Linked DNA regions of Mus musculus: region 2 is linked to region 1. Evidence: chromatin loops called from intact Hi-C (ENCODE). Cell type or tissue: left cerebral cortex. All regions are shown on one strand. Each heading gives the region's core, and the rest is flanking DNA. Links, peaks and the distances in the headings are about the cores only.

Region 1 (8,340 bases), core at 228-8,227:
GGGCAGATCCAGCTGCGGGGCATTTTCTCAATTAGTGATCAAGGGGGAAAGGCCCCTTGTGGGTGGGACCATCTCTGGGCTGGTAGTCTTGGGTCTATAAGAAAGCAAGCTGAGCAAGCCAGGGGAAGCATCCCCCCCCCCCATGTAAGTAGCATCCCCTCCCCCATGGCCTCTGCTTCAGCTCCTGTTTTCTGACTTGCTTGAGTTCCAGTCCTGACCTCCTTTGGTGATGAATAGCAGTGTGGAAGTGTAGGCTGAATAAACTCTTTCCACCCCAACTTGCTTCTCGGTTATGATGTTTGTGCAGGAATAGAAACTCCGACTAAGACACCAGGAATGAATCCCCTAACTGTGTATCCAATACCAAGTGGTTAGCTTTGAAACCACTTTTATACACGCAAGCAATCCTACACAAACTCGGCTGGTTGTACTATACATTTATGCATATATCTGGAACAATAATCATCAAAGAATCAATTAGAGAGGGAGTGAGAGGAGACATAGGAGGGGCTGAAGGGGAGGGTCATGGGAGGGATTGAAGAGAGGACAAGGAATTAGGAGAATGGTATAAATATATTTTAATTGAAGTAAAAGTGTTTATTGAAAAATATGGTAAACTAGTTAGTTCTCTGTAAAAGCTGATAATATAGACACACCCTTTGTGAGTTTGATAAGAAGAGAGGAATTTGGGCAAAAGTGTATAATATTTAGAATGGAAAAGAAAACATAACCACAGAAATAGAGCATATTAGAAGAATTGCAGCATAATACCACATATAAGCCAATACTAACAAATTTGAAAACAATTTTCAGCAAAGTTTGATTCCTTAATTTAGACCCAAATTACTTGGAAATTTTGATTAGACTAATTACTGAGAGTTAGGGGAAGAGTCGCTGTACTTGCTAAAGCTGAAATCCCAATATAAATGGACCCACGTCTCCCGGGTAGGAGCCTGGTGGTTTCTGTGCTTATCAAGACTCTTAGTTGCTTCTATTACTAAAGCCTAGGGTTGCTGCTGCAGTGGTCAAGAACGGTGATCCCAAACCTGTCACTTCAGAAAGGCTTTAGGACCTGGTGGATATTTTATAGCTAAACTCTGTTTAGCCCTGACTTTCTATAAAACGATCTCAGACTACAGAAAATGAGAGTCGCTGTTATGGTGTCAGCACAATGTTAACAGTGAACTTGATAAAGTACAAAGCAAACCCAAACATTGCAGACAAAACTTACTACTGATTATCGGTAGAATTATTTAAGATATCACTTAGAAGTCAGCAGTGGGTACAGCAACCTATGATCTCATAGACTTTACTCCATGTTTGCAAGGTTAATTTAAATATGAGATTCTATCAACACCACCAATTAATCAAAACATATAAAGGCATGCTAATAGATATTAAAAAAACATTTGGCAACACTGAGCCCTCAAAAATTATGAGCACAAAAGCTATACGGTAAGATTATTTAAATATGACAAAGTCTGCTTTGTGAAAGTGAATAGCGAGGAAAGCTACAAATGGGTAGTCTGTTGAGATTTCCAATTAAAATAAGAAAAATACACAGCACACTGGCACCTAGACTTGTTTAATAATATCTAAGTATGAACAAATGGAACAATAAAAAAATTAGCTTTCAATAGCACAAAAAGAGACTGTCTACACAGCTCAGCAAGTTCTTAAAAATGGTTGAGAAGGAAAATAAATCTATAGATCACCTAGGAATGACAACAGCAGCACAGAAACTCGGATAATAACTACAAAAGTTTTTGACCCACACAAAATGAAGTCTGAAAATAAATTAACCTTTAGTACAAAGCTAAATTCCCTCAAATAATGTGCAAATATGGTGCAACTCCACAAAGCGTTGAACTATGTGAAACACTTGCACAGGGAAGACAGAATTCTTTGAAAATAGTTCAGAAATAAATGAAAAGCTGGGGCTGGAGAAATGGCTCAGTGGGTAAGAGCACCCGACTGCTCTTCCGAAGGTCCGGAGTTCAAATCCCAGAACCACATGGTGGCTCACAACCATCTGTAACGTGATCTGACTCCCTCTTCTGGGGTGTCTGAAGACAGCGACAGTGTACTTACATATAATAAATAAATAAATAAGTAAATATTAAAAAAATAAATAAATAAATGAAAAGCTATTATTGTTAAGCAGCATCCTAAGTACTTTGCATAAATTATCTTACTGTTCATGTGAAGAGTGTGTGTGTGTGTGTGTGTGTGTGTGTGTGTAGGGGTTAGTGTCTGTGGCTCCTGCATGCCACTGTGTGCATGCAGAAGTCAGAGGACAACCTTGGGTGTTGGTCCTTGTCTTTAACCTTGTTTGAGACAAGGTCTTTAGCTCCTCCTGTCTCTACCACCCACCTAGCCAAAGGAGCTCTGGGACCGGCTCTTGTGTTACTGTGTACAGCTTTGTGCCTGTTCTGGAGATTTGAACTTGAGTCTTTGTGTGCATGTGGCAAGCACTCTACCCACAGAGCCATCTCCCCAGACCCCTTGGTGCGTTTTGGAACTGTGTAACTTTGCTTGCTGTCATAAGCGTGGGGAAACTGGTGAGCTGGTTCTTCAGAAGGCAGGTCTTGGAATTGAAAGAGATCGTAGTGAAATGGACTGTCTTTTCAAAGTAGCATGCATAAGCGAATGTAAAATAAACAAACTCTTAGTGAAGAAATAAACTCATGGCTCGCAACCAAAATCATTAGACTTAAGATTATATTTAATAGTCAGAGGCCATAGGGGTGGGGCTCCTGACTCTGAAGTTTGCACATCTCTACATCCTGAAGAAATAACTCTATGTTTTGAAAAGACTTTGCACTGAATATTATCAAATAAATGTACTTAACTATGTCTTTAAGTGTTAGACATACAGGTCATTTCTAAGATAATCATGCAGCAAGTATCTTGGCAGGGGGAAGGCTGTCATAAAATTATATTTTTTTAAAAAGGTTACCTGTAATTCTAGATACCTTGGAGACTGAAGCAGAAGGATGGAGAAGCCAAGTGAGTAAGGATGGAGTAAGCCAGTGAGACCTTACACTTCAAAGTTGGGGGGAAAGAGACTACAGGGGACTCAAATCCTTTTCAAGACCATAGGATAAGAGCAACAGAATCATAGATGTAGTAATGCCTGCAATGGATCAACGTGTCGAGAAAACACAGCTAGGAAATATCGTGTCTCTGGGCACTCACTAAGGCTGTTTCTCAAAAGAGATATCATGTATATCTATGAAGAGTTATTACTATTATTTTTGGTTCCATAAAATGTTCTAGGCTCATATCATTTTCATAATGAAAAACATGGAAACAATAAGCTTGAAAGTCAAAGTTCATTTCAAGTTCAAAGAACTTATAAATAGTAGAAAGGGGCAGACAAACATAATAGCTATAGCTGGGTCAAAGGTCTCTACATTAAGAAGCATAATTTGCAGACAAGAAAATTATGTGTTCTAAAATTATGAGTGGTTAGATCCACACTCAGGGAAATACTGGTTTGGTATGTAGCAATAATGAGAGGGCAAACTCAATTATTATTATGGTGAGAGTGAAATCATTAATTACTAGGTCAAGTCTAGAACAGTCCAACCTACCCTTCATTTACTTCATTAATTTAATTATGAATTCATTAATTTTCATAATCATTGGCTCACTCGTGAAGTTATTCATATATTCAACACTAGGCCAGACAAAGCATCGTCTCTGTAGGGCTGATTCTTAGTCTGTAAAATGAGGACAGCAGAGAGCATTACTTCCCTTCTGTAAAAGATGAGGTAACATACAGCAGGAGTGAGGTTCTAGGCACCAGGAAAATACTTAAAAACTAGAGCCTGCTTGTGACACAGTACCCAGCTCAGAGGTGACCTCTCTCAACAAATGATGAGAATAAATTGGCACTATAGCCTGTTCGCTGCCAATTATAAATCATAGCTCAGAGAAAAGATCTACCACTTGTCAATATTTTTTAATTCAATTTTTGTGAGAGCCCTAGTTGGTCTCTGAGTCAGGGAGGCTCATTGTACATTCATCAACTCTGTCATAAGATAGACCAGACTTTTGCCTAGCAATAGCCATAAAGGTTTGTTTGGTTGTTGTTGTTGTTTGCTAGTTGATGAGCCAACCCTTACCTGCATGTGAGGTGGTAAGATAAAGCCCTCGAGTGGTTCCTGGCCTCTTGATAGAAACTGTGAGGTAAGAGCTTTTCTTTGAGCATGTGGTGATGGTGACTATGGCTCCCAGTGGCTAATGAATCTTATGGCTGCTTGGAATAGCAACAAGATTCTCCAAACAGAAGGATGCTGCAAATGAGATTTTCTATAAAAAGTACATTTGGGAATTTTTGGTCTGCACATCTAAATTCAATTGAGACAAACACCACAGACTTCTGGCATCTGATAAAGGAGGGCTCAGACTCATGTTCCCATCAGGTGGCAATTCATTAGCAAGAGAATCTCAGCTTGAAAGAGTTGTGGAAAGGGCTTTGTGGGCAAATGCATGCAAAGTACCCAGCTTGGTTAGTACTCTGTAATGGTGACTCACTGCTGTCCTTGGGATCCTGTAGCCCTCCCTGTGGATGCTCAAGGTCTTGACCAAGGAAGAGATTGACTCATCTCAGTTGATTCCAGACTGAACTGGGTACAAATGAATCTAATTTTCCAGTTTTTTTTTTTTAATGTGTTTAAAAAGCATAGAAACGGTGGCATACAGAGGTGACCTGTTTTGTTTTGTTCCCACCCAGGTTCATCAGTTGACAGTTATTTTTTCTGTCATAGAAGTCACAGCATCTTAACCCATTCTCTTTCTATGCTGGGATGCACAGAAATGACAGTTGTTCCTACTGAATGTATCCAGCATTGATTGAAATTCAGCCAATATGGTGAAGCGAAGCCCCACACTAAGTCACCAAGCCCACACCTGGATGCAGTTCACCAGGACCAATAACTGCCTCAGTTTGGGTCTTCTTTGACGGAGAGCCTGGGGCAAGCATGTAGTTTGTGTGTGTGTGTGTGTAAGGGGGGGGGGGGCTACAAAGCCCTGAGTTTATTTGGGAGACTGAGACAGGGAAGGAGAAAAAGCTGACTTAAGAGTGTACTTTGGGGGTTCCCACATGAAGCAGCAGATGCTAGAAGTTCCCAGGACCTCTGCAAAGCTCACAGAATACTCTTTGAAGCATCTTTCTGTAGGACAGACATCCTCTTTCACCATTCAGGACAGCCTGGGCACTTTGAAGCTCTGCAATCTTGGGCTTCTACTTGCGCCATGGTAAGTAGAATTCAAAGAGGCCATGAGGTAAATAAAAACAAAACAAATGAGGAGAAACTTCTAGATAAATATTTGTAAAGGAAACAAAGTATTTCTCCCCAAATATGAAGAATTGTTGCATAGAAGACAATCAAATTTAGGAGGTCACTCTGTCTTGTTGCTGTTTGCCTAATAGTGCTACAGAGATTCTTAGTAATTTTTACACACACACACACACACACACACACACACACACACGCACACACACACACTGGGAGATTCATTGATTCAAGGTACTTAAAGAACCCTCTGCCCAAATGTTAGCTGACTACAAAGTTAACCTAGTACTGATTCCCATGTCGTCATAGGACAGTGAACACAGACTTTGCAGAATTAGGCCAGGAAAGTCATCTAAAAATGTAAGAACAGAAGTGATCATGTTTGGAGAGGACAGAGGAAAGAGAACTGAGAGAGACAACTAGAATGGGAGTGGAGGTGGGGGTGGGGTTGGGGTTGGGGGTAGGGGGGAGTTTTGCATCTTCGAGATGAGCTAGAAACTTAGTGGAATGGAAATTCCCAGGAATCAATGTATGTGACCCTAGCTAAGATTCCTATCAATGCTTGTAGACAGGATAAATTTTGAGTTGAAAGTTTTGTGGGTGGGTTGGTGTCTCTATCACTTCACTGGTATTTCTGTCTGCCTATAGGAGGTGACCTCTTCAGATTTCATATTCCCAGTGTACTGAGTCACAGCTAAGGTCACCCCTATTGATTCTTGGGTACCTCACTTATCCCAGGTCTCTGTGTCATCCTGGAAATGCCTCCCCCCACCTTCCCATCCCAGATGTAGATTTCCATTCATTCTCATGGCCATGTAGCCATCCCTCCTGATCCTGAATCCTCCATTCTCCTCCCCAGGCCCCTCTCTCCAAGGTCTCTCCCTCCATCTGCCTCTTATGAGTTTATCTAGTTTATCCCCTCTTCTAAGTGAGATTCAAGCTTCCTTGTTTGGGCCTTCCTTCTTGTTTACCTTTTTTAGGTCTGTGGAGTGTAACATGGTACCATTTTTTTATGGCTAATATCCACTTATAAGTGAGTACATACCATGCATGTAGTTTTGGGACTGGGTTACTACAAGTAATGCAGGCACAGAGGAGGGAGCAGAGACAGAGGAAATGGCCAACCAATAACAGGCCCAGCTTGAGACCCATCCCATGGGCAAGCACCAATCCCTAACACTACTAAGGATACTCCGTTATGCTTGCAGACAGGAGCATGTTGTCTTCTGAGAGGCTCCACCCAGCAGTTGACTCAGATATATACAGACACCCACAGCCAAACAGTGGATGGAGCTTGGGGACTCTTGACAGAAGAACAGAAGGAAGGATTGCAGGCCCTGAAGGGGATAGGAACTCTACAAGAAGACCAACAGAGTCAACTAATCTGGACCCTTGGGGCTCTCAGAGTCTGAAACACCAACCAAACACAGCTGGACCTAGGGCTCCCCACTCATATGTAGCAGATGTGTAGCTTGACTGTCATATGGGCCCTGAACAACTGGAATAGGGACTATACCAAAAGCTGTTGCCTGTATGTGGGCTATGTTCTACTAGCTAGGCTTACTTGTCTGGCCTCAGTGTGGAGACTTGAAGTGCCAGGTTGGAGGGATACTCAGTGGGAGCCCCCACTGCTCAGAAGAGAAAAGAGGGGAGGGGGTGACTGGGAAGGGGGCAATGAGTGGGATGTAAAGTGAATTAAAAAAAGAAAATTAAATTATAAAAAAGATTTCCTAGCAATGGGAGAGCTTGAACTGGCCATCTCCTGTGACCAGAGAAGACTTCCAATGGAAGGACTGTGATACCAAACCAGCCACAGAACCTTCAACCCACAATCTGTCCTGCTTACACGATGTACAGGAGTAAAGCTGGAACGGAATTTGAGGAAATGGCCAACCAATGGCTGGATCCAGCTTGAGACCCATGACATGAGAGGGAGCCCACCCCTGACACTGCTAATGATACTCTGCTATACTTGCAGACAGGAACCTAGTATAACTATCATCAGAGAGACTTCACCCAGCAACTGATGGAAACAAATGCAGAGATCCACAGTCAAACACTAGGCTGAGCTCGGGGAATCCTGAGAAAGAAGGGGAAGAAGGATTGTAGGGGCCAGAAGGGTCAAAGACATTACAAGAAAACCTACAGAATCTACTAACCTGAGCCCATAGGAGCTTACAGAATCTGAACCACCAACCAGAGACTATGCGTGGGACTGACCTAGGCCCTCTACACTTGTGTAACAGTTGTGTAGCTTGGTCTTCAAGTGGAACTCCTAACAGCAGGAACAGGGGCTGTCTCTGACTCTGTTAACCTGCCTTTGGGGCCCTTTCCTCTAACTGGGCTGCCTCTTCTAGCCTCAAAAGGAGAAGGTGTGCATAGTCCTAATGCAATGTGATATGCCAAGGAGTGTTGATATCAGTAGGGGAGGAGTGGATGGTATGGAGAAGGTGTGGGGGAAGGATTTGGAAGAGAGGAGGGAAGAGAAACTGTGGTCAGGATGTGAAGCTAAGTAATTAGTTAATTTAAAAATATAGCAGCAAGGAAAACAGCAGCAAAGGCCCACAACTTCTCTGAGACAGAAGCAGAAGCTGATATTCAGAGTTGGCACATGATATTATTTAAAATATTCATCCTAAAAAAAAAGCATAAAGCATGCTGCCAAGCCTAAAGGTAGGACCTATATGAGGCACAGGGTAGGGGAGACCAATAGAAACTGCCTTAGGAAAACCAGATGCCACACTTCACAATAGCTACAAGCTGGTTATCATAAATAGGTAGTCAAAGATCTAAAGGAAGTTATGGCTGAAATTTAAAATAAAGTATGAGAATAATGTCCAAATAATAGAAAATTGATACAATTAGAAATTGTAAGAGAAGAACCAAGTAGATAGAAATCAGGATTTGAGAAGTTGCTGTTGAGTGAATTTCTATTAGCACATATCAATTATATGTAGTAATGGGTTTCGTTATGAAAATTTCATGCATGTATATTGTGTATTTAGTCATATTTACCCCCTATAATAACCTTTTCTTG
Region 2 (8,340 bases), core at 341-8,340, 93 kb before region 1:
AGGAGGTCCTTGGGCCTGTGAAGGCTTGATGCCCCAGTGTAGAGGAATGGTAGGACAGTGAGGTGGGAGTGGGCGGGCGGGTTGGAAAGCACCCTCACAGAAGCAAGGCAAGGGAGATCAAAGAGGGGAGTTACAGAGGGGAAACTGAGAAAGGGGATAACATTTGACATATAAACAAATAAAATATCTAATTGAAAAAAAGAAAAAATTATATTTAAAAAAGAATAAGTTGTAATTTGTTTATAATAAATGTAGTATTCCAGTTTAATAAAATCTTTAAAGGACTGAAAATATTAAAAAAAAGAATATGTTTGCAAAATATGTGTCTGATAAAGGGTTGAAATCTAGAATGTATAAAGAACTCCAAAATCCAATGGATATATTGTAAGTAAGTCAAGTAAAAATAAGTTTTTAGCTTTGATAGACATTTCTCAAACAATGCCGTCACAAAAGGACAATGAATACAGGAAAAAATTTCAACATCATTAATATCATAAAGACACAAATCAAAGCCATAGTGAGAACAGAATTTGCTGAAAAGAAGAGTGGTAAATGTTGGTGAGAATGTGGGGGAAAGAGGCCACCAAATGATCTGGCTATCCTGATAATGGGAGAGTACATCCAAGGGAAGTTTAATCAGAAATAGAGGAGCTATGTCCACTCCAAAGTACACCACACCACTATTCACAACAGATGAGACATGGGAGTAACCTAAAAGCCTGTTCATTCATGAATGAACAGGAGCATTTGGTCTGAATAGGCTCTGCAATGAAAAGGAAGGAGATGCTGTTGTGTGGCAGAAATGGAGGTCATTATGTTAAGAGGAGTAAGTCAAGGGGCTGGAGGGATGACTAAAAAGTGGTTAGGAGTGCTTGCTGCTTTGGGTTCAACTCCTTGCACCCACTTGGGCTCCAAGGCTCTGACATCCTCTTCTCAATTCCTTGGGCACTTGCACTCACATGTACACATACACATAATTTAAAATATAAGTTTATTGTTTTATACTTTCCCTTTTTATTTATTCTTCTCTTATATATTATATTGCAATTCAGTTTTCCCTCCTTCCCCTCCTCTCAGTCTCTCTCCTAGAGTGAGAATTTTGGTTTCTTAAAAAATACAGAAATATTATAAGGATATGTATTCATTTTAATTCCAGGCCTAGGATATATGGGCTGCTTCAGACTGTCCACAGCAGCTGACTATGATTTGCCTTGTGCTCTAGCAGGGGCATGATTTTGCTAGCTGAAGATAGTTTCTGTGAGTGTGTGATGTTTAGAACTCTGGGGACTTTTCAGAAGGTCCTTGCTAGGGACCCAAGAGGTAAGATTGTTGTTGTTGATGGTGGGTTGTTGGTTGTGTGTGTGTTTTAAGTACTTATGTGCAAAGAATGAAGAAGGAGAAGAAGAAAGAGAAGAGGAGGAGGAGGTAGGGGAGGAGGAGGAGGAGGAGGAGAAGGAGAAGGAGAAGAAGAAGAAGAAGAAGAAGAAGAAGAAGAAGAAGAAGAAGAAGAAGAAGAGAAGAAAAGAAGAAGAAGAAAAAGAAAAGAAGAAGAAAAGAAGAAAAGAAGAAGAAGAAGAAGAAAAGAAGAAAAGAAGAAAAGAAGAAGGAGGAGGAGGAGGAGGAGGAGGAGGAGGAGGAGGAAGAATAATTAGATATCTTGACTGCAAATATCAAACTTGCCCCAAGGAACTCAATGCCCCTAATCAGCAGAAAGTAGTCTAATGATAATGTCAGCCCCTTTCACCTCTATCCTTTTTTCTCTCCTATCTAGTGTTAATGAGTTGAAAGAGTAGGAAAGGCATGAAGGGTAAAAACCTTCTCCATGAAGAAAAAAAAAAAACCCATAAAGTAGTCAAATGTCCAGCTACACTCCCTCACCACCTCCCTTTTCTCCTGGATCTCCCCCTACCTCCACCCCTCAGAAAAGAGCAGGCCTTCCAGGGACATCAACCAAATATGCTGTAACAAGCTACAATTTACATGCCGTCACATTAAGGCTGGACAGGGAACAACAACAACAACAAAAAGCAGGAACAAAAAGGTTCCAAAAGCAAGCAAAAGAGTCAGAAGTATCCCTGGATCCCACTGTTTGTAATCCCATAAGAACATCAAGCTACATAACCATAACAGATATGCTGAGGACCTAGGTCACCCATACAGGATCCCTGATCTCTGTGAGTCCACTTGAGTCCCAGTCAGTTGCTAATGTGGGCTGTGTTCTTGTGCCCCTGACCCCTGTGGTTCCTCCAATCCTTCTTACCCCTCTTCCTCTGCAGAACTCCCTGAGCTCCTGCTAATGTTTGGCTGTGGGACTCTGTATCCTCTCCCATCAGTTATTGGATGAAGTCTCTCTGGTCTCTTCGATGATGATTATGCTAGGCTCCAGTGCCAGCATGTCACGCAGGCATGACATGGTAGGTTGGAGGTTAGATGGTTGGGTTGATGTCCCAGTCTTTCCACTTGAGGCCCTGCCTCGTTGCAGAGGATGGCTGCAGCTTCTGTGTCTCCCATTACTAAGAGTCTTCACTAGGGTCACCCTTGTAGATCCCATGGAGTTTCCATTTCACTAGGTTTCTAACTCATTCCCCAAATGCCCCTCCCCGATCCTAGTCGTCTCTCCCAGTATTTTCTCATTCCATCCGCCCTCCACCATCCAACCCCTCCTGTTTTCATCCTCACCTAGGAAATATATTCTACTTCCACTTTCCAGGAATATTCTGTGTTGTTCCTTCTTTCCATTAAGCATTCCTTGTTACTTATGGTCTGTGGATTGTAGCATGATTATCTTTTACTTTACAGTTAATATCCACTTATAACTGAGTACATACCATGCAACATGGTTTTTTAGCATTTAAACATTCTTTCTGGTTGTGGGTTACCTCACACAGGATGATTTTTTTCTAGTTCCTCTCATTTGCCTTCAAATTTCGTGATGTCATCTTTTTAACAGATGAGTATGGTAGATTGGAGTGTCCTTTAGTTATATATGTTCAGGAGTGGTAAGGCTGAGTCTTGAGGTAGATAGATTCCCACTTTTCTGAGAAACTGCTATATTGATTTCCAAAGTGGTTATACATGTTTGCACTCCCACCAGCAATGAAAGAGTGTTTCCCTTGTTAAGCATCCTGGCCTGCATGAGCTGTCACTTGTGGTTTTGATCTTAGCCATTCTGACTGGCATAGCACAGAATCTCAAAAGTTGTTTTGATTTGCATTTCCTGGATGGCTAAGGACACTGACCATTTCTAAGTGTTTCTCACCCATTTGAAATTCCTCTGTTGAGAATTCTCTGCTTAGACCTGTATCCCATTTTAAAGTTAAATTATTTAGTTTGCTGATGTCTAGTTTCTTGAGTTCTTTAAATATTTTGGATGTTAGCCCTCTGTCAGATGTGAATTTTGTGAAAATCTTTTTCTATTCTGTATACTGCCATTGAGAGAGAAGTCAGCTACACAAAGACAAGTATCACATAATTTCATCCAATTGAAGATAAAAAAACAAACAAACAAACCAAAACAAAACAAAAAAACATTCATTGCCTAGAATCAGAGAGTAGAATCGGGTATTATGGTCCACATCTATAATACTAGCATTTAAGAGGTTGTGTCAAGAGGATTACAAGTTTGAGGCCAGCCTGATCTACAGAGCGAGTTCCAGGACAGCCAGGACTACACAAAGAAACCCTGTCTCGAAAAATAAAATATGTATATATGCCTATAAAACATCATATGGTATTTGACTGATACGTTTAATATTTAAGTTTTATATACCAGCTAAAATGTAATAAAAATATTTATATCATATATGGATGCCTTAGAAATTAACAATTGATAACATATCTATTGAAAACTATAAACAAAACAACATGGAAAGTAATGGCTCAAATATTAAGTATTTTTATAATTCGGTAAGAATATAGGTAAACCTTGACTTTATGCTTATATTTTTTTCTAAATTTTTTTACGTATGCAATATAGCTCACTTTTGTATTCAGAATAAAAAATATAAATCATTCTTTTAAATATACACAAAATCACAAATGAGGCTGGTTTCACAAAGCTCAGATTATCAGAAAAGAAAGAAAAAAAATCACCAAGAAAGTTTTGAGAAAGCTAATGTGTATGAGATACATATAACCACAAACTCCGATGATTATAGCTTCTATAAGAGTCAGACTATCAGGGAAGCTGTTGAGTACAGATGCTGACCAGGGGGATCCAGGATGGCTCTAGAAGAGGAATGTGGAGCTGGCCATGCTGGTGGGCTAGCCCTGTCTACAGAAGGCCCAGGAGTTGGGGAGAGGTGTGGAGAGCTGGTTACAAAGGCCCCGGGTGTCTCTGTGGTGAATCTTCCAATGGTCTGCTGTTTGAAATGTTTCTTTGAGGGACATAGGGAACATGAGGTAGCAAGGGTGTTTCGTTTACCTCCTGTTTCCCTAAGAAAATATGGTGTTTTTATGACTTCCTCTTTGCTCTGGAAATTTCTGCAGCTGCTCAGATGCCTGGGTGCTTGCCAAGTGTGTACTTGGAAGCGGTTTTCAAAATTGGTAGAAGTGAGTTATACATACACTCCATAGGATCGCCTTAAGATTATTTCAAACTTCAATCTCATAACGTTTATGCAGAATTTAAACACGTGCATAGAAATCTCTCAGCTTCCCACACAGCCTTGTATTTTGGATTCGTCTGTAAGAGTTTGTCTTCTGAGAGAGGTTTTTCTCTCTTCTTTAGAATGCCTTGTTTGTCTGCTTTTGTTGTTGCTGGGCCCTAAGCGCCCACATTTCACAGCTCCGATGCTCATCAGCATGACTCTCCTGAGCACATTATCTGGTGGTGGCTGACACTCTCTTCAGTACCCCCCCCCCCCGCCTCCCAAAAAAGAAAAAAGAAAAAAAGGACTGGTTGCTAAAAGAAGTAAAAGTCAAGTCATCAAAAACAATGTAATATCCTGTGTGAAAGTCACGAAGCCTTGTGGTTTGAGTCCCTTGATCATGTGCCCTGTAAAGTGGCCCTGGATGGCAGAGAGTCATAGACCTTGGCAGATGTGACTTCAGTTCACACCACACTCTGCCTTGCTCACAGAGGAGGGGCTGCAGCCCTGGCCCTCATCAGAACAATGACACTCAGGCTGCTGTTCTTGGCTCTCAACTTCTTCTCAGTTCAAGTAACAGGTAAGCAATTTTGATACCATTTTTCCCCCTGTTTTCATTTGTGTTCTCATGACCAGCATGGTTTATTTTAAAACTGTAGTGACCTGTGAAACTTGAATGCATTTAGAGTTTTGTGCTAATTTGACAAGCTACTATTTAGAAACTAGCTAATTCTCATAATACAGCAAATAGAACTTTAACACAAGTTCTTTGGGAAGAAGTAACATTTTATTTAACAACTAGTCCCAAGAACTTTTATATTCAGAATTTTATTTATTGTTTTGTTTTGAGATAGGGTTTCTCTGTATAGCCCTGGCTGTCCTGGAACTCACTTTGTAGACCAGGCTGTCCTCGAATTCAGAGATTTAACTGCCTCTGCCTCCTGAGTACAAGGATTAAAGGCATGTGACACCACCGCCCAGTCAGGATTCTACTTTTTACATCCTATAAAACTGTGATAAGTAAGAGAGTAGGTAAATTCTAGAGGTCTTGGATTAGATTGCCTGGGCTCATATCTCAATTCTCCCTAGTGGCGTTTGGAGCAGGATTTACTACCTAAATCTCTGTAAAACGGGACCCTAAATGAGCATCACCTCAATTTCATTGTGAGATAAAATGAAATAGACATTGTGGAGGTCTTAGTTCAGGCTTGAGCAGTAAACATGGTGTTCATGTAAGTAGTATGTCTACCTGAATTCAGCGAGTGCCAAGAAGAATCCTGAAGTAAGCACAAAAGCTGGTATAGACACCAGTAAGTTTCCTTTTACTGTTGGTTGAAATATGTTTATTTAGGTTAAAATCCTTCAAGTTCCCAATAGCAATGGCAAGGAGGCTATATATTTATCAATTAGAAAGTTCTTACCCTAAACAACCTTTGGTTCTCATGAGTAAGAGCTATTTATTGTCATAAACTCCATTCCAAATGAAGAGACCATTGGAAGGAGGCCATCTATTGAAGAGAATGTTCAATAATTTCTCCAGAGGATGCAGGTCTCCAGTATTTGGCAACACATATTTACAGCTAAAGAATCTTTAAAATTTATGTTTAAAGGTTTCTGTATATCATGTTTAAGGGATCTTAACTTTCTTTTAAAGGAATACTTAAGACACCTTAATTTACTAGATAGTAAAGCCTTACCCTTGTTGAAAGTCATGCAACATTAGTGATTTTACACAGAATGCTTTTCTGATGCCCTCTGTGGACAGCCATTTGTTATAAACTCATGTATTTTCTTTGGAAACTTTTTGGGTTGGACTCAAAGCTTTGTATGTTTCACTGTTTAGAATCTTTACAGGGGTTAGCTAAAAGAGAAGTTGGCAAGTTCACATGTGTGCAGGTCGTTAGTTTTATTTACCTTAAGATAGGTTTTGCTTCATAGATACCAATACATTTTCCTACTACGTCTTAGGATTTGATGCCAAGCAGCCATTGAAAAAGTAGGATGGGGTAGAGGTAGGAAGCTGAAGAGAAAGAAGTTAAAAGGAAAGGAAGATAATTGCAAATGCAAAGATGTGTGACCCATGGAAAAGGATGTGAAGCCTTTTGTATGCTTTTCATTTCTCTCTTCATGTCCACCATCTCACACAAGGAAACTCCCTGGTCAAATGTTACTGTCTTGGGCTGGGGATGTAGTACAGTTGGCATAGCACTTATCTATCGTACATGAAACCCTGGGTTTGATCACAGCACAGCATAAAACAGGCATGGTAGCACATTCCTATAATCCAGTAGAGGCAGGAGAATCAGAATGATCAAAGTTATCCTTGGCTACATAACAAGTATGAGGCTAACCTGGGCTACATGAGACATGTAACTGCATTAAAATGTGCCTGTGTGTTAGGGGCAGGTCTTTAGATTCATTAATTGAATAATTTTGACTCATTGGTTCACAGCATGCATTAATGCACTTACTTGATGATGCTTAAGTGCAACCTGATTCTCATGGCTTGAGTGATACAGCAGAAAGATCATTATGGCTCAATTAAAGAAGTCTGATACAGGAAGGGTTAGGAAGCTGTACCTTAGATGCTTCTTCTGCTAAAGTTACATGTTTTGTATGCATGTTGGATAATAGTGCTCCTGAGATCTTAAAAGACCGGATTCTGTTGGGTTTTGGAGTGTAAGTCCAGCTCATAGCTGCAGGTTCCTGAGAGAATAATCATTTGTGGTTGATAGTGGGGGTGGGTAGATAACATGCATCATTGGTTATCTATCTATCTATCTATCTATCTATCTATCTATCTATCTATCTATCTATCTATCTATCTATCTATCCTAGCCTTTTGTTAGTTTTTCAGCAAACTGACCATGTAGTCTAGAGACTAAACTCAGGAAATACCTGTTTACTTTTCCGTGAGAGCACTTCTTTTCATTTCTCCCCAAATCGTAGTGGATAGAGCATGCCCAAGTGGCCAGGTTGAACATGAATGACTTCTCCACTGATTCTGCATTCCCCTCAGAACTCCTTTTCCATAGTGAGGCATGGAAAAATGATTGGCATTTAATAAAAAGTCATATCTACAAAGTAGAGTAATTAAAAACTGTATTCTTGCCCGATCTTTGGCAAATGACTTCCTCTGTGGTAGATGCACAGAAAAATAATTGGCTTCTCACAGTTAAGTGTCGCTCTGAGGCTGGGCTTGCAAAGTAAGATAAGAAAAGATGAGTGCGGAGGAATGTGATGTAATCTGCAGGCTGCTGCCTTTGCACTGATTCTGATGCATCGTGGCCAGCTCTTCTGATTGTTAAAAACTGACCAGGCATTCTGGCATTTGAAGTACATCTGATAGCTACTTCCAAAATACAGGATTTGCTAAGAATTTGGTTCACTACCATGCTCTTAATTAATACACTATCTTTTTAGTGTCCCCTCCCCCAACTACCCTCTTTTAAAGGCAACCCATCTAGCAGAGACTTTAATAGCAAGGAGTTTTAAAATTAATATTGATTTATCAATTCCAAGAAGCAGAATGAGTCATCGCCACAGGCAGATCAGAAGAAACGAATCTGTGAGAGTTGCTGTGAAGAGCAGGCATGCAAACTTTTGCGGTGGGGGAAGGGCTCTCATTGCCTCCCTTCCTTAGATATGGACTCTTCTATCTAATGACCCCCTTTTCTATTTTCACGAGTGAAGAAATTCCCTGTAATTACCATGACTGTTGTGTGTCGATATCTTCCTTCAAGTACTTCTT

What was found. A loop is a pair of places that touch in the nucleus more often than their neighbours do. Peaks named below come from ENCODE experiments on the same cell type or tissue, not always from the same donor. Only the 100,000 strongest peaks of a DNase experiment are listed, where the experiment ranks them.
Region 2: it touches region 1 in a loop (2.0-fold over the local background); 7 of 42 quality-filtered maps call a loop at or near these places.

Annotation. Positions count from the first base shown.
Region 1 is chr1:60,834,852-60,843,191 of GRCm38, forward strand. No RefSeq gene overlaps it. Among named protein-coding and RNA genes, the nearest start is that of Gm38137, 25 kb to the right of the region's middle. In left cerebral cortex, for the core only: no CTCF peak of the experiment used is centred there; a DNase peak (open chromatin) is centred at 4,307.
Region 2 is chr1:60,741,360-60,749,699 of GRCm38, forward strand. It overlaps Cd28 (CD28 antigen), which reads left to right and starts at 5,029. Exons shown (of 4, transcript NM_007642.4): 1 at 5,029-5,169. The coding sequence starts at 5,115. In left cerebral cortex, for the core only: no CTCF peak of the experiment used is centred there; DNase peaks (open chromatin) are centred at 4,605 and 7,855.